Regions from separate parts of the Mus musculus genome. Here regions 2 and 3 are each linked to region 1. Evidence: chromatin loops called from intact Hi-C (ENCODE). Cell type or tissue: heart. All regions are shown on one strand. Links, peaks and the distances in the headings refer to the core of each region. The heading gives the core; the rest is flanking DNA.

Region 1 (10,181 bases), core at 2,963-5,462:
TCATTTTAGGAGAAAAGTGGTTAGTTTAAAATTCTTGTGGATAATAAGTAGTTTTTGATGAGACACAAAATTAATAGGAGCTCTGCTTTTATGAAATATGATGCATAAATTAGGTGCAAGTAAGAAATGATATCACTTCAACATGCTGCTTAGAGTACACCCATTAAACATTGCAGAGAACCTTCACAGCAAACTAGCAGGCAAGATGCAACAGTTTCAGACATGGATGAGGAATCACAAATTGGAGTTTACAACATTGAAGCCCAAAGTGGATAAGCACAGCACATTCATCTTTCATCTTTTGGGATGAGAATATTCAGTTCTTAGGGTTGCTCTAAGGATCAAAGATGCTGCTGCATGTCAAATGTTAGTCAGTAAGAACTCCCTCAGTTAAGTCAGTATAACTAAAGGAGTCATCTGCTACCAGCATCTGTACAAAGCAGCAGTGACACTATCTTTCCCAGCATCTAGGTAAAGCTCTCAGTACTTGTAGTCTTTTTCCACAATATCTCAACATGGTTGAGCCCTTCAAGGTTTTATCTGTTCATCCCTGGTCATGGTACATATCAAGGCCACATCAAAATCTATACATCCTTTTGTCTCAGCCCTTGTTCATGGAATCTTACCCTTTTGGAAACAGCAAATTAAAAAATGTAAAAGCTCATTTTATTTGTGTGGGTGTTTTGGCTGCATCTGTCTATGTACCATGTGTGTGCCCGATGCCAGGGGAGACCAGAAGAGGTTACTGGATCCCTGGGACTTACAGAGTTATAGATAGTTGTAAGCTGCTATATAGATGTTGGGAATCCAACCTAGGTCCTTAGGAATGGAAGCCTGTGCTCATAACAGTGCAACCTTCCCCAGTCAGCACTTCCTCTTCATGGCTTTCCCCTAATGCTATGCAGTCAACCAATATATTATTGAATTGGGGCAGGTAGAATTAACTCAATTAGATTCTTAAGATCTTTTACAATGGATGCTATTCATTTTCTATTCTCATCAGTGCATGCATTTGACTTGTAGTGATGTTTAAACCTGAATAGAGTTTAACAGTTGTGGTAAGGAACAATTGGTGGGGGAGAAGGAAGGAATGTTGTAGACAGGGTTGAAGCCACATTGAAGTAATATTTATAGTGAATGAATTGTTATACAATGAGAATAATAGTTATCGTTATCTTAAAAGATAAATTTTTAAGTAAAACAAACATTTCTTTCTTTGGGTATCAAAAATAAAGAGTAGGCTGGGCATGGTGGTGCACGCCTTTAATCCCAGCACTCAGGAGTTCGAGGCCAGCCTGGTCTAATTGTGGAATATTTCCTAAAACATATGCAGATGTTTTATTCAGTAGACATCTAATGAATTTTTGCATGCTTTTTGATATTGTTATTTGTACGTCTTTGATTTCAGTAAGTGGTGACTTATTGGAGATGTACTTTGAGTCATGTATAGTACTAGAAACTAAGAATATAAATAAAGATTGTCCATTCACCCTCTTTACCTGACAATACATGTTTTTAAAGGAAAAATGGCTGATGAATTGTAGGATTTTTGTGATAAATGATACAGTTGTAATTTATGCAAAATAAAAACATTTACAAGTATGACAGAAATATTCCTTAGATCCAGTGATACAAAATGAGACTACACATCTACTTTGTATATAAATATTTCCATTTGGTTTTTGCTTTGCTGGGGATCAAATTCAATGTTTCACACATATTAGGCAAGCACTCTATTAGTGAGCTGAATTCACAACTCCTGGAGGCACACACCATTTATACCAGCCTTTAGGCAGTGGAGGCAGGAGGATTAGGAGTTCAAACCCAGACTGGATTGCATAAGGCATTAAGTCTAGCCTGAGCTACACAGAGAGACTCTGTTTCAACAACCAATGGCTGGGGACGTAGCTCAGTAGCAGAATATATGCTTAGAGTTTACAGAGCCCTGGGGTTGGTCTTCAGCATTATAAAAAATTAAAATTAGAATTAAATGTACGGTAAACATTTAAGTGAAAGTCTAACCACTATAATGACTTCACTGTTTGCTTATTTAAAAGTAAGAAAATGACATTGGGAAACTTGCAAGTTGATTATTTCTTTTGAAGAGCTCCTAAATGATCACAAATATTTTCAAAAATATTTATGAATTATGCAGAACTATTTTTTTTGAGATATGATCTTATTGAAAACCTTGGGCTGGTTTGTCACTCTGTGTAATTAGGCTGGTGGTGAACTTGAGAGTCTCCTGTCTCCCCCTCCTGGAACTGTAGACATGAGCTACCATGTCTGGCCTACATGATGTTAAAACTGAGAAGAAAAAGAAAAGCAAAGACTTTCCATTAGAGGAAGCAACCCAAAAGACAGTTGGGAGTATAAGACTGCAGGAAATGGAGCATAGTTAGATTAAAAGTATTAAATTAAGGTTGGGGTCAGAAGAGGAAGGGCCTTGGAGACCATTTTAAATAGCTCGTACTTTGATCTCTGCATGTTGCAATTTAGCAGGGTGTTAGTCCTATTATGTCACATCTGATTTAAGTTCTGGGGGAACCACAGTAATATTAATGAGGAGGACAGGTTAAAGTGGTGCAGACTGGAGGCTCGAGGTCCAGTATGGCTTCTCAACCTTCTTGGCAAGAAGGCTGCAGGGACGACCAGGAAGTTTGAAACAGTCTTAGAAGAAAATGCTGGCTTAGAGACAGGTGGCAATGGGGGATGGGGAGCAGTATTCTGGTTTGCATAGAGGCAGAGTCCTTCCAAGTGCTGGGAAACAAGGCAGGAGGGCAGGGATAGAGCAAATGATGGCTCTGTATGTGTCCCTGTTCAGTTTGCATTTAATCTGAGCAAAATTTGGCTTTTGACATCTGCAACTCAAAAGAAGGTAATTAGGCAAATGACTGACACATAGATATCTTAATAGTCAAGGAATTTTTTTTTTTTTTTTTTTTTGAAGAGTTAGCAGTCAGGGGATGGTAGAAACTGCAAAACCAATCCGTATTCTTTCTTGAGATTTTTAGACAGTTGATGCTACTAGCCACAAAAAGAGTTTTAAGTGGGAGGAGAGTAAGATGCAGGCACCAAGGTGACAGGCTCCAGGTCTGTAGCATTAGCTTACAGATGAGATTCTTTACAGAGAGCCAGGCAGCTGCATTGGCTAAAGCAGATCTGGGAGGGGGCCAGGAGATCAGCTGGCGGCACTCCCAGCCTCCAGGAAAGGCAACCCTTATTTCTGGAATTTTAAACTGATAACCCAATTCCCACCAGCCTGGCCAGGCTCTTCCTTAGCTCACATCACAAACACAGAAGGATTGTTTTAGATGGAGTCATGCTTGATTCTTTCTATACCTACTTCCAAGACCAATTTTATAAAAGTTTATTTACCGCCGTGTGTGTGTGTGTGTGTGTGTGTGTGTGCATGGTATATATGGACGTCAGAGTTTGGTTCTCTCCTTCTGCAGTGTGGCTCTTAGAGATTGAACTCAGATCATGAGCAAGCACCTTGCTGCCTGCTATGTCCCTCCAGCAGTCTGACCATGTTCCTTCCCCCAAGATTGTGGAAGCTGGACTGAAGATCACAATCTGCCAGATGGGCAGAATCTTTACTCTTTGGCACATTTGTTGCTGATGGGGAGTGAATACCCATGGGGACATGGCTGTCATGGTGTGGAAGTGATAGAAATGAAAACATGTATGGATCTGTCACAGGAGCTGGTGAGGCTGATGGGTGTGTGGGTGGCCACTGTTTGCTCTCTGCTTGTCACAGCCTCTTGTTCAGGGCTTGATCAGGGAGGTGTGTGTGTGTGTGTGTGTGGTCACACCCATCTCAGCAGATCTGTCAGCTTTCCCGCTTTTGTTAGAGGGTGATATCATGCTTCCTGGGGGGAGCTCTGGAAGACAATGAGCAGCCACTTTCCTCTAGATACAATAGGCGGAGTCAGGAAGGTAGTATTGACATTGCTGGGGCCTAGGAGCTACTCACTGCTCGGTGGCCGTCAGATGGTGAACCGGCGTAACCTTGGCACACAGGCCTGGGCTGTACAAGGCGTCTGGCTGCAGGGCCAAAGAGGACTCCACCCTAGGGACAGGAGTACTTCAGACATCTGGGAATCTGGGATGGGTTTTAAAATTCAGATCCCAATATAAAAAAACAACTCCCAAACAAACAGCAGCAATTAAAAAAAAAAAAAAAACCAGCCTCCCAAGTAAAACAATAATGGTACCAGGAATAACAAAGATCAGTCACCTAGGTGCTGAGTCTTTTACTATAGCTCTCAGCATCCTGTCTAGTAGGTATTATTCATTTTTTAAGTACCAAGGCAACCAAGGCTCACATGGCTAAATTACTTGCCCAAATAGGCATCAACTATTTGGAACGTCCTAACATATCTATATTCAAACGATGCTAACCCTTCTCACTGTGACTCTGATGGGACTGTCGTTCACTGGACACAAAATGTCTTTTCTATTGAAGGACAGCAGACGGTTTTACAAGGATGATGCAAAATCCAACAAGAGTTTAGAATCAGCCTGAGACTTTTAATACAAGATGTAAGAAGTAAGATCTTCCCCAAGGTCAGAGTTCTTGGCCACTTAGGGAAGCTGGTATTTAGGAAGAGAACTAGGTTGATAGCTGAAGAGAACTCTAACAGGCACAGATGTTATTTAACACTGGTCCAGTGCCATGGGACCAGAGATCCATCCCTGTAACCTGTAATTACATGGACTTCATTATTTGTTTGGACTGCTTTGTCCTGGTTTCTGTCTTCTGAAACTGAAGCATTCTGAATGATCGCATGCCTCCGGGGAAATGGTGGAAAACATGATTTAAGCAAAGAATGACCTAAACACACAAACTTTAAAACAAGACTAGGTCACTTCAGGTTGCATCCTCAAAAGCAAGGACAACATGTGCTTTGGGGCAAGGGTTTTTAAAGCACAACTGCTTAACAGTACTTGCTACAGTGTCAGTATGTGATAAGCGTTTAAGTAATGGGATGGTCTTAACTGCTTTGTGTACAAAGATGGACCCTCTTATACTGCCTGATGCTGGTGTGTTCAGGGCAGGCCTCCATTCCTGAGCTAATCTGTTTATATATGTGTGGGGCTGACTCTGGCTGCTTTGACTGCAAAAGAGCATCTTTGTATCAGGAAAACGAAGAGAAGGGCTTAAAGCTTTGCGTTCCTGGGCTTCTGTTAAAAAGCTGGGTTGTCTGGTGGGGAAATTCCTTGCTTGTGACTCAGCCAGCCAGCAAGGTGGAGCCCCCTACTTTTCCCCAACCAATTCCCAACTTCTTCTTGCCTCTGGGTCTTGACTTAGCAGAGGTTCTAAGATGACTTGTTGCTTGTAACTACCCTCCTTATGTTACTTATCCCAAGTTTGTTGCTACCTAACTGGCAGCTGATCGAAGCAAGCAGAAGCTGCCACACTTTTTTTCTACTCATGGAGGTTTGAATGTAGGACCTTACATATATATGCAGGTTGAGATGTAACCAGTGAGCTCTACACCCTTGAGAGCCTGTTTCCAGTGTGATTAAGCTTGTTATTATGTCATAATGCCACATGCTCAATGCTTATGTGTTACAATAGCTCTGCTCACAACTTGACACTTCTTTCTCCTAATCCCTGCCCCCCCCCCCATGTCTGTTCTTTGTGTCCCCAACTCTTGCATCTGAAAAGCTCTTAGTACTCTTCTAAGGTTGTTTAATCATCCTCCGATTTTCATATTCAGGCCTCCAAGGTCAGAATCAAAGAGGGAGATGGTGGTTGTGTTTGAATCTCTTTCATTGCCAGTCTTTGCCTACTGACTGCATCAACCGGTTGGAACTCTCAGGCCTGCGTATGTTGGAGCTGTGCTCTGTTCATGCTGGGTTCCTTTCAGTTTCTAAATATTTACCTTTAAGCCTCTGTGTTAGTTGCATTTTGTTGGTCAGTTTTTGTCAGCTTGACACAAGCTGAAGCTTTCTGGGGAGAGGAACCTCAACAGGGAAAATACCTGCATTAAATTTGCCTATAAGCAAATCTGAGAGACATTTTGTTGATTTAATGTTTGATGTGGGAGGGCCCAGTCCCCTGTGGGTGGCCCTACTCCAGGGGAGGTGGTCCTGGTGCTATAAGAAAATAGACTGAGAAACCCACCAAGAAGTATCTCTCCATGGTCTCTTGAGTTCCTGCCCCGACTTCCCTCAGCAGTGGACTCTAAGTGTAAGATGAAATAAACACTTTCCTCTCCAAGTTGTTTTGGTCATGGTGCTTATTACAGCAATAGAAACCTGACTCTCTCTCTCTCTCTTTCCCTCTCTCTCTCTCTCTCTCTCTCTCTCTCACACACACACACACACACACACACACACACACACACACACGACTTATATATTTGGGTAAAGCCTGGCATTGGAAAAGGTTCAAACACAACCAACCATGCATATAAAATATTCTCTTCCTCTGCTTGGAGTAACCTCCTCACCTGTCAGACATTGGAAGAGAATCCCTACTCTATCTAATAAGAGCCCATAAATACATGTTTGTTGCCATGAACAATTCTGGGAGATGACAGGGGTCTCACCAAGAGGGTGGCATTTGAGAAGGATGAATAACCTTTTGGAAAATCAGTAGATGTAAAGAGTAGAGGGAGATAGTATAGATGGAGAGAAAAGCATTAAAGTGGAGGATAAAATGTTTAAGAAATACTTCTTCAGTTCCTCAGTGTGATGTTACTGTCACAACAATGAAGAAAGTGTTAGAGTAAACATTTTGTTAGGGAAAATAGGCTAAGAAGAAGGTAATTTGTCTTGAGATTGGATGGGAAGGAGACGCTTATATGGGGCCCTTTAGGATATAGTTGGAGGCCGTGAGAAGAATGGAGGTGTTGCAGGCCTGTCTGGAAATAAAGAAAAAAAGTAGGTCCAGGAACACCTGGCAGAAAGAGAAATCTCTTCTCTAATCATGTAGCTACTGGTAAGTTGCAGGTACTCCTATAAATAGATGCTTTCTTAGGATCCTGTAAGCCACCTCATTAAAGTCATATGGTCACAACCTTCTGCTGAAGTCCATGAAAGTAAGAGGACATCAAGGGGTGACTTGGGTATAAGAGGACACATAGGTTCTGTCCTGAGAGGATGAGCCCAGGAGAGGGGAGATCCTATGAGAAATGGTGGAGGTAGTAGCATAGGGAGAGAGGGCCTGGACAGATTGAGTATGAGGTGCTGTTGTGAAATATTTGTAGTGACTGGGCAGGGCATGGGTTGAGAACTCAGCAGCTAGACCAGGTGAGTGTATCTCGCTCTCTGAGAGATGTTTCCTGCCTGGCAGCGTTCCAATTCCATAATTTTCTGTGAGCTTGCTTAGAAGATAAGGCAGAAGGATCCAGGTCCTTCTCTCTACCTTCGTTGACTAAGGATGATGGGAGGCCATGCAGGAGTCTGAAGGAAGTGGGGAGGTACTGTTACATAACAGATACTGTCCATGTCCTCTGAAGCAAGGAATTATTGTAGGTTTCTGAATGCATCATAACAGGAATGGGTGGGGTTTTTTTGGGGGGTGGGGAGTGATACTCTATTATTTAGCACAACAACCAGGTTGGTATGCTTCATGGTTGTATATAAATTATATATGGTTCATGCTTACTCTCATTACCCTCTTATTGGGAACTAAAAAGGGGACCCTCGGGAAGAGGGGGGAGGAAAAGATCCACACCCAGCCAGAGTTTTACCTATTCTCTGGTCTGTCAGGCATGGGAGAGCTGCCATACACTTTCCACTCAGCCCTGGGTGGGCATTCAAGCCTCTGACCCACTCTTCAGGGGATGGCCAAGGGGCATCCCTACCTGGGAACCCCGGAGCTACTTTGCTAAAGCCACCAGGGTTATAGGAGAGAGGGATGAGGGAAGAGGTTCCCAACACCTGTGAGAGTTCATGCAGCGGATCTTGACTGGAGCACAGGAAGGCCTTCTAAAGGGAGATTAGAAATGGCTCATTAGGAGAAAGCCTGTCCCATCCTCCAAGAGCAGTAGGCCTTGATGAGCAGAGACATTCTATGGTTTAAGAGCTTTATTATAGAAATGCAGGGGGAAAGAGAGGGGATGGGGGAGAGAGAGAAGGCTAGAGAGAAAGAGAGAGTAAGAGGGAGAGAGGAGAGGAGAGGAGAAGACAAAGAGAGAGGAGAAAGGAGAGAAGACAAAGAGAGGGGAGAGAGGGTGAGAGTGAGGGGTAAGAAGGAGATAAGTAAGATGTAAGAGAGTGAGGTGGGGCTGAACAGCCCTTTTTAGGGTCTTTACTGTTGCTAGGTAACTGGGGAGGAGTTTAGCCTGAAGGTCAGAAGCTTGACTACTGACCATGCTTCTCTTGTGGGGGCTGTGAGGGGCGGTAACTTAGGCAGGGGCCTAAGCATAAGTTGCAGGAGCATAAGGGAACACCACCTACCGTGTCATTTAGGTGAATTATCACCATTTCCAGGGTTCAGACCTCAGCTCAACTAGAGACCAGCCTGTCTGTGCAGAGCCCAATGCCCCACACCCTCTTGTCCCCCCACCCAACCCGCAGTGATCTCTTTTTGAATTTGGGCTTGTTCCTGCTTTCATATACTCTGGCATTGTGACCCTATGACTTTAATTAGGTCACTTACAGGATCCTGGGTGAGCATCTATTTATAGGAGCACAGGCAACTTACAAGTAGCTATGTGATTAGAGAAGATGTCTCTTCCTTGCTTCAGCAACCATGAACTGTCCTTAGCTCTCCATGGTAGGTAGGGCTGTGTGAATCCTTTGCTCAAGCAACTATTAACTGCTGGAAAATCATGGAATCCTTGAATTCTTCTTCTTCTTCTTCTTCTTCTTTTTTTTTTTTTTTTTTTTTTTTTACTACCTTTTCAAAAGAGAGAGACAGAAATACAGCTCTTGAGAACTAAAGTGTCTTCATTGGAAAGCAAAGTATGTAATCACTTAAAGGAAGTCTGGCGCAGTCGTCCTGCTTGAGTTTTGTGTTGGTTAGTTATCGCTGTGTAAGAGGCTTCTTTCACAAATCAGTGGCTAGACTGATCTAGAAACGGTTACTTACCTGAGTTTTGTGCTGCTTGTGCTTGTACATCTGGGAGGCTCTGCTTCTGCTGGAGCAGCTGGAGCAGCTGGTACAGCTCTGTTTCTTGCTGCCAGTGTGGAGTGTGGGCTGTTTGGATGGCTCAGCTCATACTCCCTCCTCCTCGAGCCAGCAGGTTATGGTGAGAATTTTTTTTTTTTCTAATGGTGTTATCAACCAGTGAGGGGTAAGTAGAAACAGACAAATAAGTGAAATTTCCTTTAAAAACTTGGTTTAGGATAGCACTACCACTCCTGAAATATATACCATGCCTAAAAAAAAAAAAGGGGACGTAATTATGGTTGAAGAGTTGGGACCAAGAATTCAAGCGATGCACCTGCTGTTAGCCTTGAGTACGAGAAACTTCATCTGTAAAGTTTTTATCGTATTAGTACCTACCTTCTGGGTCTCTGAGGGGAAAAATGTGAGAGTGAATTCTAACAGTCATCACATAGAGCAATGCTTGAATTTAGAAGACATTAAGTAGATGTTAACATTGTCAATAATTTTATCCACCTAACATGCATGCATACACAGAGTAGCATAGAAAGGTTTGACTCCACAGATTGGCAGAGTTTCAGCCTTTTTACTAGCAGCAAAAGGACTCCAGGGGGAAGTCTTCTAAAGAGCCCTCAAAACAATTCACTTATAATTTCACTTTCTCTGACTTAGAAGTACCTCAGAGCCGCAGACTCAAATCCCTACCCCCCAGCTTGTGCTTGCTCTGATCTGCCTGGCGTCCCCGCCCCTCCATTCTGCCCATCTCAAGCACCACGTCAGCACTACAATGAACTCAAACACCTGCCAGGAGGGGTGGAACTGGAGCCAGTAACAGACTCCAGCTGCAGAAGCTCTCTCTGTCACGGCCTGACCACCGAGTGGCTCTAGACTAATTCCAGCATGAGTAATGCTTGAGTCCCTCCAGCTGCTTCTGGGAGCAAACAAAAGGCAGTGCTGTTGCCAGCCAGGGAAGGATCCACTCTGACCGTGTCACTGTTTTCCCAGGGATGGCTTTCTCTGGGGAGAGCCAGAGCGCCATTCATCTGCACGTGACCTTGGACGAGTCATGTGTCCTTGTGTGGAAGAAGGATAATGATGTTACCCACTATAACAA
Region 2 (10,181 bases), core at 2,555-5,054, 81 kb after region 1:
AGATATTAGGAGTTTCACTGGTGTTTTTATAGAGAGTACATTGTTTACTTTGGGTGGTATAAACCATTTTAACAGTGCTTGTTCTACTTAATCATGAAGACAAGATATCTCTTCACATCTTTTACCAATATTTTATACTGTTTTTAGTATAACAAATTTTTACACCTGACTAAGACTTCTAGTTCTATATAGAGTAAGAATGGTAATAATGGGATACCCTTGTCTTGTTCCTAATTCTAACGGAAATAGTTTGTGCTTTTCCCTCATTTAATATAATACCAACTACAATTTATTATGGATAATTTAAATTTTTTCGTATGTTTCTTCTATTCTAAATGAAGAGATGTTGGATTGTGTCAAAGGCGTTTTCTATATCTAGAGAGGTAGCTGCATAATTACTCTCCTTTAGTGCCTATTATCTATAGTTTTTTTGTTTTGTTGTGTCTTTACATGGTTGAAGTATCAGTAGTTCTAGCTTGGTAAACAGAATCTGGTAACAGTTCTCCCTTGTCTATTTTATGGGACTCTTTGAAAAGCTTCAGTCTTAGTTACTCTTTGAAGGTTTGGCAAAATTCACCAGTGAATCCATCTGGGCCTGGTCTTTTTTAGATGGGAGACTGTTTTTTATTATTATTAGTAGTAGTAGTAGTAGTAATAGTATTACTATAGTAGACATGCTTATTGTGTGTCTGTTTAAGCTATTTCATCTTGGTTTAATTTTCATAGATTATATGCATCTAAATAGCCATATATTTCTTTAAAATTTTCTAAGTTAGTGGATGTCTTTATGTTCTATTGCTGTGAAGAAACAACATGATCCCAGCAACTGTTATGAAGAAAAAGTATGTAATTGGAGCTGGCTTACAGTTTTAGAAGTTTAGTCCATTCTCATTATGACAGGAAGCTTGGAGGGACACAGGAAGACATGGTGCTAGGATGTCTACATTCCACTGGAGTCCACAGGCAGTAGGAAGAGAAAGACTTTGGTTTTGACTTAGGCCTTTGAAAACTGCAAAGCCTACCTCCAATGATACACTTCCTCCAATAAGACCACACATCTTAATTCCTCTCACATAGTACCACTCCCTGATTGCTAAGCATTCAAATATATGAGCCTATGGGGGCCATTCTTATTAAAATCCACAGTGAAATATGTATTTTAAAGAAAGACCTAAATTTTTTCTTCATTTCTTTTGGTGTCTTTTGTAATGGTTCCTCTTTCATCTCTAATTTTATTTTCTTGAGTTCTCTCTTTTGGTTAATTTGATGCTCTATTTTGTTTACATTTTAAAGAGCCAATTCTTGTGTTTTTCATTCTCTGCATTTGTTGTTCTTTGTTTCTATTCATTGATTTCTCCTCTGATCTTAATAATTTCTTAGCATCTACTGACTTACAGTCTGGTTTGTTTTTCCAGAGCTGTAAGGTGAATCATTAAGGTAGCGTCTGTCTTTTGTTGTGAGATGGATTTCTTGTAAGCAAGAAAGAAGTGGTTCCTGCTTTCCTTTTTATAGCATCTACTAGCCCATGCCTTTTGAATGGAAAATTGAGACCATTGATATTCAGAGTTAATATTGAAAGGTGTGTATTGATTCATGCCATTTCACTTGACTTCATAATGTTTGGTGGTTTTCTTCTTCTCTCTTGATTAGCTATTATTCTAGTATGGATTAAAGTCTTCCCCATGGCTATGTAGATAGGTTTGTTTTCTCAACAGTATTCCTTGAGTATTCAGGAGTCATTCAAGTATTTTCTGTAAAGCTGGCTTAGTGGTTATAAGTTCCTTTACTCTATTTCTCATTGTCAAATGTTTTCAATTTTCTTTGAGGATAGATAGCTTTGCTGAGTGTAGTTTTCTGGGTTGGTGGTTGTTGTCTTTTGGGATTTGAAATACTTTAAGTCCTCGGTGCTTTTAAAGTTTCAGTTGAATATCTGCTGTTATACCAATAGACCCATTTTTTATATGGGACATGATGTTTCTCTCTTGCTTTCAATAATCTTTCTTTGTCCTGTGTATTTAGTGTTCCTAATTATAATAAGACAAGGAGGTTCTTTTATGGTCTGTTTCTGTGGTACCTAAATGACTCCTGTATCTGAATTGGCATGTCCTTTTCTAGCCCTAGGATTTTTTTCTGTTATAATGTTTTATATATATATATATAAAATATATATATATATTCATTCTATGCCTTTAAAATGAAATTTTTGTTCCAAGCCTATAACCCATAGATTTGGCCTTTTCAGAGTGTTATATGTATTGAAATTCCCAGTTTAGCTTCTTACTAATTTATTCTTGTCCTGTCCCTCCTCCTTGTATTCAGTTTTAGATATTCTGTACCTGGAGGCTTTTTTTCTTGAGCATTGGTCTCAGGATATGGGTGTTTGGGATCCGTCTAATGCTTAGTGTCACTAATGCTTGCACTGAGCTCCAGGTAAGGTCCCATGCTCAGCTTCTTTCTTTGCTCTTTGGTTGATGGAATCTTGCTCCTTGCTATGGCCCAAAGGTCTCATGATGGAGATAGTTCTTAGCCAATAAAGACTCAACAATCTATCTTACAGAGTACACACTTGTGTAGTGGGGTAAGGCTATGAGGTGCTGCCTGACACTGAGTTTCACTGTGACATGCCTGATACTAGATAAGGTCTAAGACTTGGAGTTAATCTCTCTACACTGCAACGGAAGGGAGGCATCTCTTTCCACACTATGCTCCTTGGAGTTGGGGGAACTCCAAGTAAGTTTACCTTCTTCCTTCTACAGGATACCTTTTCTTATTTTCATGGTAAAAGTCAGCACTGGATTCTCTCACTTGATTCCCTCAGCTCTCTCAAAGGCATTTTGTTGAGTGGATAGCTCTTTGGGTTTATTGCTCTGTGAAGAGACCATTGTTGGTACGTCTAATTCAGCTGTCATCTTGGTCTTCTGCTCATAACTGTTTAGCATTGCCTGCCTCATGTTTGCACAAAAGGCAACTGGATGGGTGAGGTTAAGTATCTGAGGAAGTAGACAAAAGTGTCCATGTGTCTTTAGATCCATGTGTCTTTTCCCTTTGCCCTGTTCCTAACAGCCCCTCAAATATGCAGGAAGCTACTTTGTCCTTCCATTCTACCATATCAAAAAAAGGAAAAAATGCTACCCAGGGCAGTTTTAAAAGAATTAAACTCCTTGCTGGTAAGTGTTTATTTGACACTTTCAAACAGAAATACAACAGCAGGATCTGGGAGGGCACCAGTCCAATACAAACTTTCAGGGCTGCTACAATAGCTTTGGAAATAAGCCAGTGATTATATTAGCATTGTACTTAGCTCCTCAGTCTCTCCTAGAAAACTTCCTACTAAACAATGAGCTGAAGTATGTGTTATGAGCCTTTGTGTGTAAGTACCCCAAGAAATTCTAATAGTTTTTTGTGTGTTTGACTGACTGTTCTAGCCAAATGACTTCAACTATACAGATCGTTTCTCAGTGGCCATATTCACTGTCAACCGAGTCTTACCTCCTGACTCAGGAGTCTGGGTCTGCAGTGTGAACACAGTGGCTGGGATGGTGGAAAAGCCTTTCAACATTTCCGTCAAAGGTAGGCTTCTTGCACTATAACAAGGGCACTTTCTTGAAGCAGTGAGGGGGTCTGCTGAGTCATGGCACAAATTTTAGATTTTATGCCTTCATGTAATCAGCACTGACTGAAGGATTGTGCGAGAGGGCTCTTTTAAGGAATCATTTTAAAGCAGGGATAGCTGTGGGGAGACAGGCTTGAATTGAAACTCTCGGGAGAGCTAGCTACAAGATTAAACAATAGCGCCCCTAGTGCTCAAGAATGACTCTAACCGCTAAAATTGCATTTAGTTCTTCCAGAGCCCCTGCACGCCCCAAATGTGATTGACACTGGACATAACTTTGCTATCATCAATATCAGCTCTGAGCCTTACTTTGGGGATGGACCCATCAAATCCAAGAAGCTTTTCTATAAACCTGTCAATCAGGCCTGGAAATACATTGAAGGTAAGGTTTGGATGCAAAAGGCACCAACTGGAAGTCTAGTACCAGAAAAAAGATGTTCCCTATATATCAAAGTCCCCTACGCTGATATATCAGTCCATGCTAATAGAAGGACATAAGAAAATTTTGGTACATGCAGAAGCCATGAAAGTTCTAGGAATGACTTGCTTATTAACACTGAGCACTCTGGCACACAGACGTAGCCATACATTGGGCTACCATCTATGTAGCATTTCTTCTCAGGTCTCTGAACTACCAGTCATGATTGTAGAACTCTACCACATCTGGCCATGGTGGGAAGCATGATTATACAATAGGAACAGGAAGGTCTAGGGCCATGATGGAAAGGCTGAGGTACTTAATCTGCCTGAATCTTGAGAGCAATTATTTCTTCTGTGTTAGACACACCCCACCCCGCCTTTTGTTTCTTACTTTGTCTCATTCTGAAGACACTTAACACAGAGGGTTTTACTTTAAAAAAAAAAAATTTGACCCTGGAAAAATTTAGTCTGTGGAGACAGGATTGCACTTAGGGTAGGGAAGGGGGGGGGGGGATTGTGATGAGAGCTGCCAGCCCCTCCCAGCGGAGGAAAAATGCTGTAACTGAGACAAAAGATTGTGAATGTCATGAAAAAGGTAAATGTGTCTTAAAACATATTAGCTGTATTTGCTGCGTGATAATGTAAAACTATAAGTTTTAAAGAGTAAGTTAAAAACAAATAGAGCATTGTCAACTGCTCATGCTCTTTTACAGGGGCCACCTTGCCGACAGTCCCACCTTTGCCCTGCTAGTGGGCAATGTGGATTCTGCTACTCCCAATTTCATCAAATTATGCCTAGCTTCCCTAAATTATTTCCCCTAGACTTTCCTTTGTTCTACCGTATGTAGACATTTGTGAATATTATGAAAACTAAGGAAAAGGAGGCTTGGCTCGTGCAGGGGACCTGGCTTCAATCTCCAGCATCCCTGTGGTGGCTCAAATCGGTCCAAACTCTGGTCCCAGGGGATCTGACTTACTCTTTTGACCTCCACGGGCACCGGGCACCCACATTATATATTTATGTATACAGGTAAAACACGCTCCCCTACATAAAAAACAAATAAACAAAGCTAAAAATAATATAAGAAAAATGGGCCTGACTTCATAATGCCGCTGAATTAGATACACAGACTAAAGTGACACTCTCTATTACCGAACTCTTCATATTCCATTGTACATACAGCCCAAACTTAGTATCTCAAGGATCTAAGGTTGATTTCTGGCTTTTCTGTTTTAATATCAATAGTTGGGGCTTTTTTTTTTGCAATATGGCCTTAATAATAAAGAATAATCTAAGCACTGTTAAGCATAGTTCTCTTTTTCTTTTGCCAGTTAACAACTTATAAAGTAAGTCAGAACTCAAACTTTGCAGTATCCATAGCTATAAAGACAGAGATGAAGAGATGGACAAAACAAATGTTTAAGAGAAAAGCACATGCCTGTTATTGGTGGAGCATGTTTTTAAGGGACTCCAGCACTGTGGGAGTCTGACTGTTAGAGATCCATTGTCTGGTAACATTAAACAAAAACCTCTGGGCCTTTTGTCTCTAGACAACTAGATTGTAATCAGTTTATGTCCCTGAAAACAATGAAAATAACAAACATTTTATATTATGTTAATTGAGCCCCCAAGTATGGCATCCTATGAGGTAGATCTATTAGGATTAATTTTTCAAATGAAAATGCAAAAATGCTAGGGCAGAAATGTATACACAGGGCCTAAAAATATAATGCTAATGTATATACCAAAACGTAAAAATATACGTGCTAATATATATACTAAGACCTAGAAATATACATGCTAATGCATATACCCAAAACCTGGAAATACCTGTTCCAAGTCTTAATTTCTCTTACATTGGAAACTGTACATCCTTGAAGATGGAATTACCCCTTTATTTCACGGAGACACTGATTTTTAAAAATTTAAAAATTTAGTTTGCACTGCAAAGGCAGCCACTCTGGTTTACAGAACATAACAGGATGCATGCTGAAGCTTTCGGACTTTCTCTCTTCCCAGTGACGAATGAGATTTTCACTCTCAACTACTTGGAGCCGCGGACTGACTACGAGCTGTGTGTGCAGCTGGCCCGTCCTGGAGAGGGTGGAGAAGGGCATCCTGGGCCTGTGAGACGATTTACAACAGCGTCTATCGGTCAGTTGAAGCCAACAGACATTTATTCCTGAGCTGGGTGGGAGGGGGAGGAAGAGGAAAGAGGAAGGAAGACCAGGAAGGGTGGTGTTGGGTGAGTGGGTGGGTGGGGATGGAGGTGGAAGGACTTTGCTGTGGAATGGGTGGGAAAGTGACAGGAAGACTCTATACTTCAAGCCAAACAGTTCCTTTATTTGGGCTGGACTGCTGGTCCGTCTCCCTGGGGGAGGGGGACTGTGGCCATTCAGGGGGACAGGGGAGGAAGCAGATGAGCCTTCAGGAAGGCAAGGACATCCCTGAGATTTACTTAGCAGCCACTGTGTTGAACCTTGACTTCTGTATATCAGTCCCCCCCACCCCCCAGCTTCCTGTTTCCATTCCATGGGGCCACTCCAGGCTTCTGCCACAAATATGCCTCAGAAATTCAAGTTTATTTATTTTTTAAAAAATAATTTCTATTTTTCAAAGTAATTTGTGCCCATAGTTCAAACATCAAATAGAAGGAAAGGCTTTTGTCTGAAGAACAGTCCTCCTCAGCTCCACCCCTCCTCCTCCCCCAGCCGTACTTCCTATCAGCAACTGTTTCTATGTGAAGCTATTTCTTACAGGGTTTACCTTCTTGTTGCTAAGTCAGTGGTTTGGACATATCAGAACCACCAGAAGAGTTTATTAAAACAAGTTGTTGGACTTTATTCCCAGAATTTTTTTAAAATATTTTTTATTATTTTGTGTGTATGTCACTCACTCCCCTGACCTCCTGCATGTATGCATGTGTGCACAATTCGTTCATGCAGTGTCTGTGGACGTCAGAGAGGGCTTCAGAGCCCCTTGGACTAGAATCATAGCCTGTTGTGAACCATCATATGGGTCTGGAGATCAAGCCTGGGTCCTTTAGAAGAGAAGCCAGTGGTCTTAACCCCTGAGCCATCTCTCCAGCCCCATCTGCACTGAACCTTTGACCCAATAGGTTTGAAGCAAGGCTATGGTTCAACAATTATGGTTTCTAATACATTCCTCAGAGATGGTTAATGCTGCTGCTGGCCTTGGTCCACATGGTTTAGATAATATGTATAGAAGCATCATTCTCTGTTTCTTTCTATCCTTCCTGTATTTCTTTCTTCTTTTCTTCTCTCTCTCTCTTTCTTCTCCCTCCCTCCCTCCCTCTCTCCCTCTCTCTCTCTCTCTCTCTCTCTCTCTCTTTCTTTCTTTCTTTCTTTCTTTCTTTCTTTCTTTCTTTCTTTCTTTTCTTTCTCCCTTTCATTCTTCCTTTCTTGTTATTTTGTTTTGTTTTTGTGGCTTTGTGGGTTGATTTTTTTATTTTTTATTTTTATTTGTTGTTATTGTTTTTTTTTTGTTTTTTTTTTTTGTTTTTTGTTTGTTTTAGATGAGGCTTTACTCTACAGTCCAGGCTGACCCAGAATTCACAATATAGCTCACCCTGACCTCTGTCATAATTCTTATGCTTCAGCCTCTGGAGTACTGATTTACATGTATGAGTAATGCCTCGTAGAATATTTATCGATTTATTGGTGGTATTCAGTGGCCTTGCATTGTGTAAATAGAGGAGTTATCAATTTGTGCAGACTCCTCGATGGTAACCTGGCTTCCAGCTCTCTGCCACTCAGTGCCCTCCTTTGAAATAGTAGAGTGACCTTTATAACATTCTCCTCTTGTCCTTTGAGTTGTTCAGTGTGTTTAGTCACCTTGCTACTATCTCCTGATGAGTGTTTTATACTTGCAAGTTCTTGTGTGTTCTGTAGCAAGTCACAACTGTTTAGGTGTCCTCGTCACTTAGACCAATTCCCAAGACAACCACTTAGGGAGGAAAGGTGTGCTCTGGTTCATGGTTTCAGATGGTTTGATCCATGGTCCTTCAGCTCTGTCTGTGTGGGCAGGACATACTGGTGGAGGGGGCTTGTAGCAAAGGGATCTTCTTCTCTTTATGGTAGACATGAAGAGCAGGATAGAGGAAAGGACCAGGTACCAAAACAACCACTAAGTACCCACATCCAATAAGTTAATCATCTCCCTAAGTTTTGCTTCTCTAGAATGTCTTAAAGATGAACCGCCCTCTAAGAGCCAAGTCTTCAGTATATGAGTTCTTCAGGGGACAGTTTGTATCCAAACTATACTAGCTTCCAAACACAGAAGCCTTGAACTCTAAGTCCCAAAGCTCTTATTGCTCTAGCCCCTTATGACAGAAGTTCATTGCCCAGGGCTTAAAGTACCAATGCCTAGCAGCTAAGTTACAGCTCTTGGGCTTTGGTTGTTTGGTCCCTAGATGCTTTATCTTAATGGCTCTCTTGGGCCTTTCTGATGCTGGGGTTTGTAGTCCTTGCAAGCATGACTCTCACCCCACCCCACCCCCTACCCCGCTCCTTAGATCCTCTTTCATTTGTACAGTCCCAGGATTCCTGCTATCTCACACTTTCTTAATACTTCCACTATCTGTCTACACTGCATGTAGACTCTGACCTCCATTTCTCTGTAAACTCTCTAATTGCTTCTAGGGTTACAGTAAGATATGGCAACCTATCACAATAAAAATTAGCATTAACTCCACAGAAAGAATAAAAGTTTCTGGGATTTGAGGGGAAGGGGTACCTGCTCTGCCATCGCTCTGCACTCAGAGGCGGTGGATGCCCCCATAGGTCAGGACTGGATCAAGAGAGGAAGGTCACAACCTGACTCACATGGAAATTATTCATGGCCAGAACATAAAACACTCCACAGACCAGAAGCACCGCCATCAGTCCTCAGAATACATTCCAGCCAGGATGCATTTAGAGGCCTCATGGAATATTTCCGAGTCCTCCAGGGGTCGGTGGAAAGGGAATTCTCTAGCTCCTCCTTTCCCACCAGTTGAATCTTGCTGATGCTTGCTGTTTTAATTCATCTGGCACTTGTACTGTTTACATTTTAATTGATGTGGGAAGGCCACGGAGGCCAGGAGAGGGGAAGAGAACATATTCTGAGATCCTTTGCAGAAAAAAGAAAAGCCAAAGCTGGGTAAATATACCCTGTCATTTTAATTCTTTCAAACCTTATTTTTTTTGTCCTTTCTCTTTTTTTAAATTTAATTTTATTTATAATTCATTTTTTACAACTCCATATTCCATTCCCCATCCTTCCCCTCCCACCCTCTGACTGCTCCACATCCCACACCTCTTCCCCACCACACCCTGTCTCCACATGGATGCCCCCACCCTCCACCCCATCTGACCTCTAAACTCCCTGGGGCCAACAGTCTCTTGAGGGTTAGGTGCATCATCTCTGAATGAACACAGACCTGGAAGTTCTCTACTATATGTATGTTGGGGGCCTCATATCAGCTGGTGTATGTTGTCTGTTTGGTAGTCCAGTGTTTGAAAGATCTTGGGAGTCCAGATTAATTAAGACTGCTGATCCTCGTATAGGATCGCCCCTCTTCTCAAATTCTTTCAGCCTTCCCTAATTCAACAACAGGGGTCAGCTTCTTCTGTCCATTGGTTGGGTGCAAATATCTGCATCTGACTCTTTCAGCTGCTTGTTGGGTCTTTTGGAGGGCAGTCATGATAGATCCCTTTTTGTGAGCACTCCATAGCTTCAATAATAGTGTGAGGCCTTGGAGCCTCCCCTTGAATTGGATCCCACTTTGGGCCTGTCGCTGGACCTTCTTTTCTTCAGGCTTTTCTCCATTTCTTTCAGACAGAAACAATTATGGGTCAGAGGTGTGACTGTGGGATGGCAACCCCATCCCTCACTTGATGTCCTGTCTTCCTGCTGGTGGTGGGCTCTACAAGTTCCCTCCCTGTGAGTCCTGAGAATCTCTCACATCCCAGGTCTTTGGTATACACTGGGGGGGTCCCCCCAATCTCCTCCCATTTCCTGAGGTTTCCTGTTTTCTGCAGGCCCTCAGGGCTTCAGTCCTTTTCCCTCACCCAATACCAGATCAGGTACCCCCTCCCCATCCACTTTCCCTCCCAAGTCCCTCCCTCCCTCCCTCACCATTTATGA
Region 3 (10,181 bases), core at 4,110-6,609, 66 kb before region 1:
CTTTTCTTCCTTTCCGCTTCACTTTCCCTCCCTCTGCTCTTTTATTTTACAAATTAAGGTGGGAAGCAGGTTTACAAGAAATCACCAGAGTGCTGACTCATTCCTTGTTCACAACCCCTCACCGGACAACAGAATTGGCATCAAATATAATTATCCCCAGGGCTATCCACAACACTCTAAATGAATGAAAATGTTAGAGGGGGTCTAAAATAATAGTTTAGTATGAATTAATGTGGTGTCACCCCAAAGTCAGCTAAAACAATAGTTTGTATTAACAAAAAAAACAAAACAAAAAAAACCAAAACCGGTTATGGACTGTGTGTGTGTGTGTGTGTATACATACACACAAGTGTGCACAGTGCCATGGAGTCTAGAAGAGATGCTGGAACTTAGGAGTTAGGTAGTTCTAAGTTAGGTAGTACTCTGGTGTTGAGTACTAGGAAGTTTGATCTTTCTTTAGAGCAGCATCATAACCAGCTCCCCTTAGCCATCTCTCCAGCTCCAGAAACTAATTTTCTATTGAGAAATCACAACATACACCAGTTTACTAATGCTCTGACTTGTCTCGTCTCAAGAGTGATCAGGAATTTGTTTTGAAGTTTGGGAATCTTTGAGATATGCAGGAGCTCTGTTCCATATAATCATGCTGGCCAGATATGCTTTCCCAAGAAGGGAATCTAAATCCCAATCTAGTAAGTAGTTGGATGAAAGAATTGGAAAATTTGGCATCAATTAAGTGTTTTTAAGTTACAGGACTGAATGAGATTGTCATTGGTATAGTACAGGTTTAGAAGTCAGTGAAGGACTAGAGAGTAGACTCAGGGGATAAAGATACTTGCCCACATGTCTGGCATCCTAAGTTTGATCCTCATAAACCACATGGTAGACAGAGAGAGTCAGTTCTCATAAGTAGTTTTTTTACCTTTACATGTATGTTGTGGCATGCTTGAATGCACACACATGCGCACATGAACAAAATAATACATGTAAAAAATGAATTGAGAGGATCTCACCTATGCAGTGCAGAAGCAATACATGAAAATATGTCAAAAAGGGTTTATCACCAGTGGCAGGTATTGCAGGGTGAGAGAACTGAAACTGCCCTTGGGTTGGATAATGAATGGTCACCAAATCTCCTTGGGAATAGTCTTACTGGAGTAGAAGAGAAAGCCTCCCTGAAGTATCTCTGGAGCAGGAAAAGGAAAAGATGAGCTATGAACAGAATGCATGTGTAGGAGATTCTCCTTCGTTTAGAGAAAGAAAGATACAGTGGGAAGTTGTTAAGTAGCCTAAAATGCAGACCTTCCCTGTAATCCCTTAATGCCTTAACTAGTCTCAAGAGTGGCCAGCTCAGGGAGCTAGGACTTTTTTAGTAAGCTAGGCCTCAGCAGGTTCAGAGGTTCCTCAGTTTGCTGCTGCTATTTGGATATTTACCATCACGTGATCTGAATATTTGAGGTCATATGTCTACATATGATCTAACTGTTCCTAAGTGAGACATACACTTGTAAGATGAGTAGAAATAATCAATATTATACATGATACATATGCACAAGCACAAGTCAGTGTTCCCATGCTTCCCTGCTGGGACTTGACCACTACTGTTTGCCCACATTTATTAATGCTTTAATCGGATCTGTGAAACGTTCTCTACCATATAGGAAAATACAGAACACAGATTATTGGAGTTCTGGTGTCTGGACTGCTGTTCTTCTCCTGTTCCACTCCTATTAGCTATTGTTCTTAAAAGTCCTTTTTAATGCCAGATTTTAACTAGGAATCCCCTAGCCTTTATTCCTTCCATCTTTTTCCATGCTTAGTCTTTCTAGGAAGTGAGGGACTGATTGATTGGCCTGAAGAAACTGGGTTGAAGCAAGCTCATATATGTATGCTTTCTTTACTTGATACCCTAGGTACATGGAGTTGCAGCATCTTAGATTGAGAACGTCTCTGTACTTCCATAGCTCAGTGTTTGCTATGGTGAAACCCCATTATCACGGTGATCACAGTCCACCATAACTAATGATGGCTCCTTTGTGGGGCCACTGGGTCAGATGTCCTTCCTAGCTTTGGATTTTTGTCTGTTTAGACATGACTTTCATATTCATTAAACTCAGTATGTTCAACATTTCTGTATGCACTGTCTTTATCACCATGGCCCCTTTGCAGCTAATGCAGCTATCTTTTCAAGTTGCCTAGGAATCTTGAGATTTATCCTCAGTTTCAGTTTTTCTTTTTATCACAGTCCATTCACTCTGGTTCTTGATACCGGAGGTGAAAATTTACTAACTTCCATCCTAATTACTGGAAAATGTTTTGACATTTTTTTTCATATATAAGTAACTCCTATTGATTCTTTATAATGTAGCATGAATATTCAGGAAATTTTTTCTACATTACTTGAATTAGCTTATTTGTACACTTCTATCCTTTTCATATGAATTTAACATGTAACATATTATATTCCTAGATTCTAAGCTTTGTGAGGTAAGAAATGCTGCTGTTGTGCTTGCTGCAAGTTATTCAAAGATGGGGTAGACTTGCCTGGGGAATTCTCTTTCCTATCACGGGTAGTGTTCATGTATAGGCTGAATAGCTTCAGATTTGGAGTGGAAAGCCTGTAAGTTTGTTCCAGTCAGGAGAATGTTTTTCCTATGTGTTTTAGCCACAAATAGTGGTTTAAAGGAGTCTTAAAGTAAAGCCAAGTAAATTTCTCCATATTAAAATTCTACCAGACACTATCAAATATTCAGTGACTTAATGGCATAAAGAGAACCCCCAAAATACTTCTACATTAGAATATTATGATTAGAATTTTAAAAATTAACGTTTTGCATTTCTTATAGGTGAAATGAATCAAAAATACAAGGAGCTTAAAAAAAGGGAGGAAAATATGGATGGTAAGTGATGATCTTATAAAGTAAATATTAGATTGCTATTCATTTGTACAAGGCATGCAAGAAGTTTGCCACATTGAACCACTTTGAAAAAATACTATTTTAAAATTTTGATTCTGAGTGAATGGGTTCTGTAACCTGAAAATCTTCTTTCTTTTCTCCTGTTTGAAATGTTATCAAATCATTATCTATTATAGTGTCATATAACATACAAATTATATTGCTACACATAAGTGGTTTTTTTTAAAGTAGAAAATATATGCTACACTATTGAGCTACCAGAAAAGAATTGGTAGAAAAATTATAATGGAAATACATTAGAGAATGCATGTAATTTTGATGCTATTCTCTTACTAATAGTAAAATTTTAACTACTTATTTTTAATTTTGGAAGTTCTAGTGGAATAATTAAAGAGTGCAAATAAGAGCAAAAGTGTATATGAGTTATAGATCATACAAATGGGTAATTTCTTAGAATAGATATTTACCATCTAAAGAAATGATGAAATTCATTTTGTAATTAAGCCATTATTTGATTAATTTAATAAAATGGCATTTTTAGATAAAATAGGCATTTAGTAATACTAATTTCAGAAATAAAAACAGTGGCCAACTATAAGTATTAATAATTATAGCTGTGTCAAGAAGGTACTTTTTCTGATCTTTATGGGATCAGTTATTTCGTTTGAGCCTATATAACTCGTTTACTTATATCAGAGTCATAAAAGACTTTTAAGTATTTGAAAGTAGAGTAGGTTAATAGCTTAAATTTTATATTTACTTAAAATTTTCAAAAAATAGTCTGGTTTATTTAGCACTAAGTCTATCAACAATAGTCTGTCTTACCATGTTTCCAATCGGCAGCTTTTATAGAGACTTTTGAGGAAACGAAGAATCAGGAACTAGAGCGGAAGGCACAGATAGAAGCCAGCATCATCACACTGTTAGAGCATTGCAGTCGGGTAAGTGCTCTGTGCCATCTCAGTAGTCTGACTTTCTGAATAGCAGTATGGAAAGTGGAAGTCTCAGTGTTATATTTGCCCACTTAAACTGTGTCCTTTAAATTCCCTTCTTGTTTCTTCAAGCTATTAGTGTGTTTATCTCTGTAGGAAAATTTTAGTTAAGTAGACTAATGTGGGAAAGGATGGGATGTACATGATCAGTGTAAAGCAGTACATGAAGCTGTGATTAGAATAAAATGTAAGGTTTCCTTCCATTGATAATGTATCTGAATTTACTAATAGAGTTCTAAAACCTAGACATTAGTTTAGAAGCTGTTAGTTTTACATTGTAATCTATATAGTAAATGGTTTTTGTAGATATACCTAATGAACATTTTAAGTTTTTAGAAAGTGTTTATGAGTATCTACTATGTATTATACTAAGAAGGAAAATAGATGCCGCCTTTCAGTGTTTTCAGTGTTCTAAGTCTGCATAGTTCTCAGATTCTGTAGGTAATCTGTCTACAGTTTAATACTGCAAGTGAGAACATGACTGAAGCCTACTGCATCCTATAAAACATCAAAATTGAATAACTGTTCAAAGTCTCACCTCCTCTGTGTTTTATGGTGGTTTTATAGGAAAACTAAATCTTCTGTTTATTTCTCTGCACACACAGAATATAAATCGTATGAAGCAGATATCCTCCATCACCAACCAAGAGCTGAAGATGATGCAGGATGACCTCAGCTTTAAATCAACTGAGATGCAGAAGTCACAGACAACAGCTAGGAATTTGACCTCAGGTGAGAATAGTAGCCAAGACTTTCTATTCTGTTTTGTTTTGTTTTGTTTTGTTTCTTTTTTTTCTTTTTTTAATAACAAATTGGAACCTCAAAAACTCATCTTCATTCTTTTTTGAGTTCTTTTGAAAGTCTTATAAGGAAGGATCTAATTGATGGGTGCCTGTTACCCCATCATTGGCAATTTGAGAGTTCCATATGACATCACCCAGGAGCTTACTAGTATGACATTGGCATATCCTCATTCATTTAACTGTACTAATTGAATACAGACCATTCCTAGCTTATGAAGGTTTCACATACCATTTTGTATATGCATGTGTGGTGCTAGCAAGCTGCTCTACTACCAGTCTACATTCCCAGGCCATGGTCTGTAAGTTTTCTAGCTTTACAGTGGTACAAAGTGGCATGCAGAACTTGGAATTCAGTTTCGGATTTTGAAGTTTAGTCTTTTTACAAGGTAAAGACATTTAGTGTGATGTTCTCACAGTGCTTGGTAGTAGCCACAGCCATAGCTTCCAGTAGGCAATGTGATTACGAGGTTAAGCAGTCATCTCTTACAGTGAGGCTTAAAGGAAAAGAGTTCAGAGACTGACTAGAGTTTGGTCAGGGAGAGATGTTCTCAGTATTCAAAGTTTTTCTTTGGAAAAAAAGTCAGATCTGTTTCCTCAAGGAACTTTCATCCTCATAGAAGGATTGTAAGGCAGTGAAGAAATGATTTTATAGACATGAGTGTGGAAATTAATCGTGGTCACATAACAGGTCAGTCGTTAATAATTAGAAGAGTACCTGAGAGCCAGTGATGTTGCAATAGTTTTAGCTGTGCTCACTAGCACAGACTGACCAAGGAAAATGGCATGCAACTAAGCATACATGCTTAATTGTAATTATTTTGATGTCATACTTTAAAAACTGAATGGCAGATGAATTTTAATTTTATTAAGTAATGTAACCCAGAAATTGATAGGCTAATCTGTATTCTATAAAAGAAATTTTAGTTGTACATTAAACCTGTATCAAGTGATCAAAAGATGTACATGTCAAATGACATAGGTTAAGATTAGATCAAAAGTTTAAAAATTCACATGGAATCTTGGGTCTCTGTACTGACAGATTCTGGGTGGTTTTTATGGTGTGGGGTGACTCAGTTTGCTTTTTGGTCTACTTGGATTTACTTGAGTTTAGAGAAAAGGAACTTCATGTTTGCTAACTTACAATACTTTAGGGTTCACGCTGGGGAGATGGCTTAAGTCAGTAAAGTGCTTGCAAGCATAAGGGACTTTGGATCCCTTCCGCCCACACTGAAGCTGGGCATGGTGACATGCTTGTAATCCCAGTCCTAAGGTGGTAGAGGCATACAAACATGCAGTTAAAGACAAGCCATTCTGCCTTGCCAAGTCCAGCTTCAGTGATAAACCCTGTTTCAAAACAAAACAAACAAACAAAAAAAAGTGGCAAGTGGCTGAAAAAGATGAACACACACACACTTTTTTATTAACTCCAGTGCCCTCTGACCCACTTTGTTGGTACTCTTCCTCACCCCAAATACCCCTTCTCTCATGACACATGCATCCCATTTTTCTCTCTTTCCTGTCTGCCTCCCTCACCTCCTGCCCCTCATTGTTCCCTTTACCCTTTTAGGACCTATATGTACACATAGATGTAAGCTTGGCATTCAACAGAGTAAATGTGGTATTTGTCTCTCTGAATCTGGCTTGTTTTGTGAAACCTAATGATCTCTGGTAGCATGCATATTCCTGCAGATGTAGGGTCTCATTCTTGATGGCTGATTAAAAGTCCATTGTGAAAATACATCACATTTTCTTTTTTCTCCATCTGTTGATGGGCATCAGGCTGGTTCTGTTTCTTAGTTGTTGTACTTGGTACAGCAGTAAATACAGATGTGCAGTACCTCTGTGGCTGTTGACTCAGTCTTTCAGGTATAATGCTAAGTCTTTTGAGAATCCTCCCCATGGATGTTCAGCAGTTTACATTCCCTCCAGCAGTGCTTGCTTTTTATTTTCTTGATGATCTGTCTTAATCAGGTTAAGCTGTGTAGGCTGGAATTGCATGGGTTGTGCAGCAGAGCTCTGCAATGTTATCACTGAGCAGCTCCTTGTTCCCTCTGTGCTAACTCGTGGCTATCACAATTCTACTTCTGCTTCTTGAATTTGCCTCTTAAGAAAACCACATAGAAATGTGGTCATAATGTTGGGACTGGCTTATTTTGCTTATCACAGTAGCTATTTTATCTACTCATCAATACTTAGATTGCATCTCTGTTAATGATGTGCATAATTCTATAAAAACCATTAGTCTGCAAATATCTTCAAATTGCTAATTTTAGGTTCTTGTGCTAGTTTGAACATTTAAAAACCTTTCCTCTTCTGTGTAGACTAAGAAATTATATTAATTCATCTATAATAGTCACTTATCTAAGGTCGATGTTAATTCAACAAGCTTTTTCCTTCTTTAAGTTATCTTGGTGCAACAGCCATTGAAAAACATTTTTAAAGGCAAATATAAATACCAGGAAACAAAGTCAGTGATTAGGACTCTGTGTTTCTTACATACCTTTATGCTTTGTGTTTATATTTCCTTTTAAAAACTTGTAACTGTGCTCGCTGCACTTGTAGATTTGCAAAAGAATGAGAACTGACTTTTATAGAGGTGAAAAATACAGTCTGTCACTAAAGTAAAGTTTTTCTTTTTCTGGAAATGTTATTAACATTTGAATTCTGCCTTTATAGTTTATTTCATCTATGGGTTCTTTTGTTTATTTAAGACTATAGTTTGTTTTTTTATTCTTTCTTGTCTTTATATCATTGCCCACAGTTAACAACATTTCTTTTCTCTGAAAATCACCAGAGGTTTCTGATGATCTTGTTGACTGTCCTGAGATATGTATGTTATAGTACCCGTCTTTGTGTCCTGAGATATGTATGTTATAGTACCCGTCTGTGTGTTCTGAGATATGTATGTTATAGTACCCATCCTGAGATATATATGTTATAGTACCCGTCCTGAGATATATATGTTATAGTACCCGTCTGTGAACTGCTCCCTTTCCATCTTTGAGATCATTACTGGAACCCACCTGACTTTTCCACTGTTTCTTAATGGAGCACTCTTGCTCTTAGGGGCAACATTACTTCTTAGAGAAAAGGTGAAAGAAGTTACACCAAGTGAGTGAGATGATTGTGATGAGGAAAAAGAAGCAATGCCACAAGGGTTCCTCCGGATCCACCATAGAAACACGTCGAGAAGCACTGTACTGCAGGGTAGAGGCAAGAAATGATGCTAGCCGTAGTTTTTATTTATATTTTTAGAAAGGAAACTCTGGGGAGTAAACAAATGTGCTGATGGCAGAATGTTTCAGAAACATTTCCCCAGGTCAAAGTGGCTCCTCCTGAGATTGAGCTGCCCTGCACACACTGCTTAGTAAACTTCGCGACTTCATAGCATATCAGAAGGAACTGGACTGCTTCCTCTTCCTGTCTCTTCCCTTGGGAAGCTTTCAGCTTTTCATAAGGACCTGATGGGGAAGGGAGATAAACCTTACTCTATACCAACCAAGCATTTGCTCCTTTTCTCTGGAAAAAAAAAATCAGTTTCTATAATTCTTAAATGTATTTTCTGAGTACACATCCAAATTACATTTGAAGTTAAATTTATGTAACTGCTTGCTTCAGTGAGCTAAGCATGTTTCCTATCTATATTATTGAAGTGCTATAATAGACCTTGGTAACATGCTTAGTACTTTATTCTCATAACTGTTTGTAACCTTAGTGAAGACAGGCATCCAAATGGAGCATTTTATGGTTTTGGTTTTATTTCTGAGATTGTCTTACTATATTTGCCATCTGGCCTTGAACTCAGCGCCCTCCTGCTCCAGCCTCTGGATGTCAGGATAAGCATGTACTACCTAGCTTGAACTCGACACTATGATAACATTTAAATCTTGTTGCGCATATATTGAGATATATGTGTACATATGTATTTCAATATGCTTAAGTTTAAAATTCTGAAAGGAGTAAATGAAACGTTTAAGGAATGCTAGCTTAATTATATCAACTTTAAAGTATTTGGTTGTATGGCAACTCCTTTTAAAAATCATTTTTGTATGTTTGTATGTATGTTTACATGGGTATGGGTACACATGTGTGCATATGGGGGCCCAAAGCTGATGTAAGGGATCTTCCTCAATCCCTCTCTACTTTAATGAGACAAGGTTGGTCAGTAACCCTGAATATGGATCATCTAGGTAGCCAGTTTATTCTGGGATTCCCTGTCTCTGCCTCCTCCGTGCTTGGATTATAGTAGACTGCCAAGCTTACCCAACATTTTTGTGGATTCAGAAGATCCAAATTCTTTTTTTTAAATATTTTTTATTACATATTTTCCTCAATTACATTTCCAATGCTACCCCAAAAGTCCCCCATACCCCCCCCCCACTTCCCTACCCACCCATTCCCATTTTTTTGGCCCTGGCGTTCCCCTGTACTGGGGCATATACAGTTTGTGTGTCCAATGGGCCTCTCTTTCCAGTGATGGCCGACTAGGCCATCTTTTGATACATATGCAGCTAGAGTCAAGAGCTCCGGGGTACTGGTTAGTTCATAATGTTGTTCCACCTATAGGGTTGCAGATCCCTTTAGCTCCTTGGGTGCTTTCTCTAGCTCCTAAATTCTTATGCTGTAAGCACTTTATCTATTGAGCCATCTAACCTACAATGCCCCTTTAAAACCAGTGACTTTTTAAAAGCACTGTTTTCCTTACTCATAGTCATATTTGTTTAAAATGAATACTAAGTGGAATAAATATCCAGTTATGGAATTTCTGGGTTTTTTTTGTCCTTCCTTCCTTCCTTCCTTCCTTCCTTCCTTCCTTCCTCTCTCTCTCTCTCTCTCTCTCTCTCTCTCTCTCTCTCTCTTTCTTTCTTTCGAGCCAGGGTTTCTCTGTGTAGCCCTAGATATCCTGGAACTCACTCTGTAAACCAGGCTGGCCTTGAACTCAGAAATCCGCTTGCCTCTGCTTCCCAAGTGCAGGGATTAAAGGTATGCGCCACTACTGCCCAACATGAATTTCTGTTCTTGTCTTCAAAGTTATACATTGTTTTCTCTGGAGCACTGACCTCAGTTGTTCAATTATATTGTAAGAGGTCAATATTTTCCTGGGTGTTTAGTACTATGTCCTATACTTCTCCCTAACCCTTCATTCTCTCCTCTCCATCACTCCTAATCATGCAATTTAAAATGTTTGGCATTCAAAGTGCTAATATGCTGTCTAGTGTGCACCCTAAGACACGATGTTTATTATGTACCTTAAGAAGAAAATGCACATTAAATATGCTCCATTCACAAATAAAGTGCAGTGCTATTCACTGTGCATTAGTTATTAACAGTGATAAATATTTGCTAAGCAGGATGTCCTTAAGAAATATATACAATAAATTGTATATTGGTCAAGTAACTAAAATGTTGTGATCAGAAGCTCTAAAAACCTAAAACTAGTCATATGAAAGTATAGAATTTTAATTGTT

The links. Peaks named below come from ENCODE experiments on the same cell type or tissue, not always from the same donor. Only the 100,000 strongest peaks of a DNase experiment are listed, where the experiment ranks them.
Region 2: a loop joins it to region 1, with 5 times the contacts of the local background. A loop is called at or near these places in 7 of 42 quality-filtered maps.
Region 3: it touches region 1 in a loop (4-fold over the local background); 4 of 42 quality-filtered maps call a loop at or near these places.

Annotation. Positions count from the first base shown.
Region 1 is chr4:94,742,733-94,752,913 of GRCm38, forward strand. The region is part of intron 1 of Tek (TEK receptor tyrosine kinase); the gene reads left to right. Among named protein-coding and RNA genes, the nearest start is that of Tek, 8.5 kb to the left of the region's middle. In heart, for the core only: no CTCF peak of the experiment used is centred there; DNase peaks (open chromatin) are centred at 3,179 and 3,959; H3K4me3 peaks cover 326 bases; H3K27ac peaks cover 547 bases.
Region 2 is chr4:94,823,831-94,834,011 of GRCm38, forward strand. It overlaps Tek (TEK receptor tyrosine kinase), which reads left to right. Exons shown (of 23, transcript NM_001290549.1): 9 at 3,426-3,570; 10 at 3,840-3,995; 11 at 6,054-6,188. Among named protein-coding and RNA genes, the nearest start is that of Tek, 90 kb to the left of the region's middle. In heart, for the core only: a CTCF peak has its summit at 3,811; no DNase peak of the experiment used is centred there.
Region 3 is chr4:94,675,419-94,685,599 of GRCm38, forward strand. Ift74 (intraflagellar transport 74) reads left to right here. Exons shown (of 20, transcript NM_026319.3): 14 at 2,847-2,900; 15 at 3,762-3,859; 16 at 4,516-4,642. Among named protein-coding and RNA genes, the nearest start is that of Mir872, 15 kb to the left of the region's middle. In heart, for the core only: no CTCF peak of the experiment used is centred there; no DNase peak of the experiment used is centred there.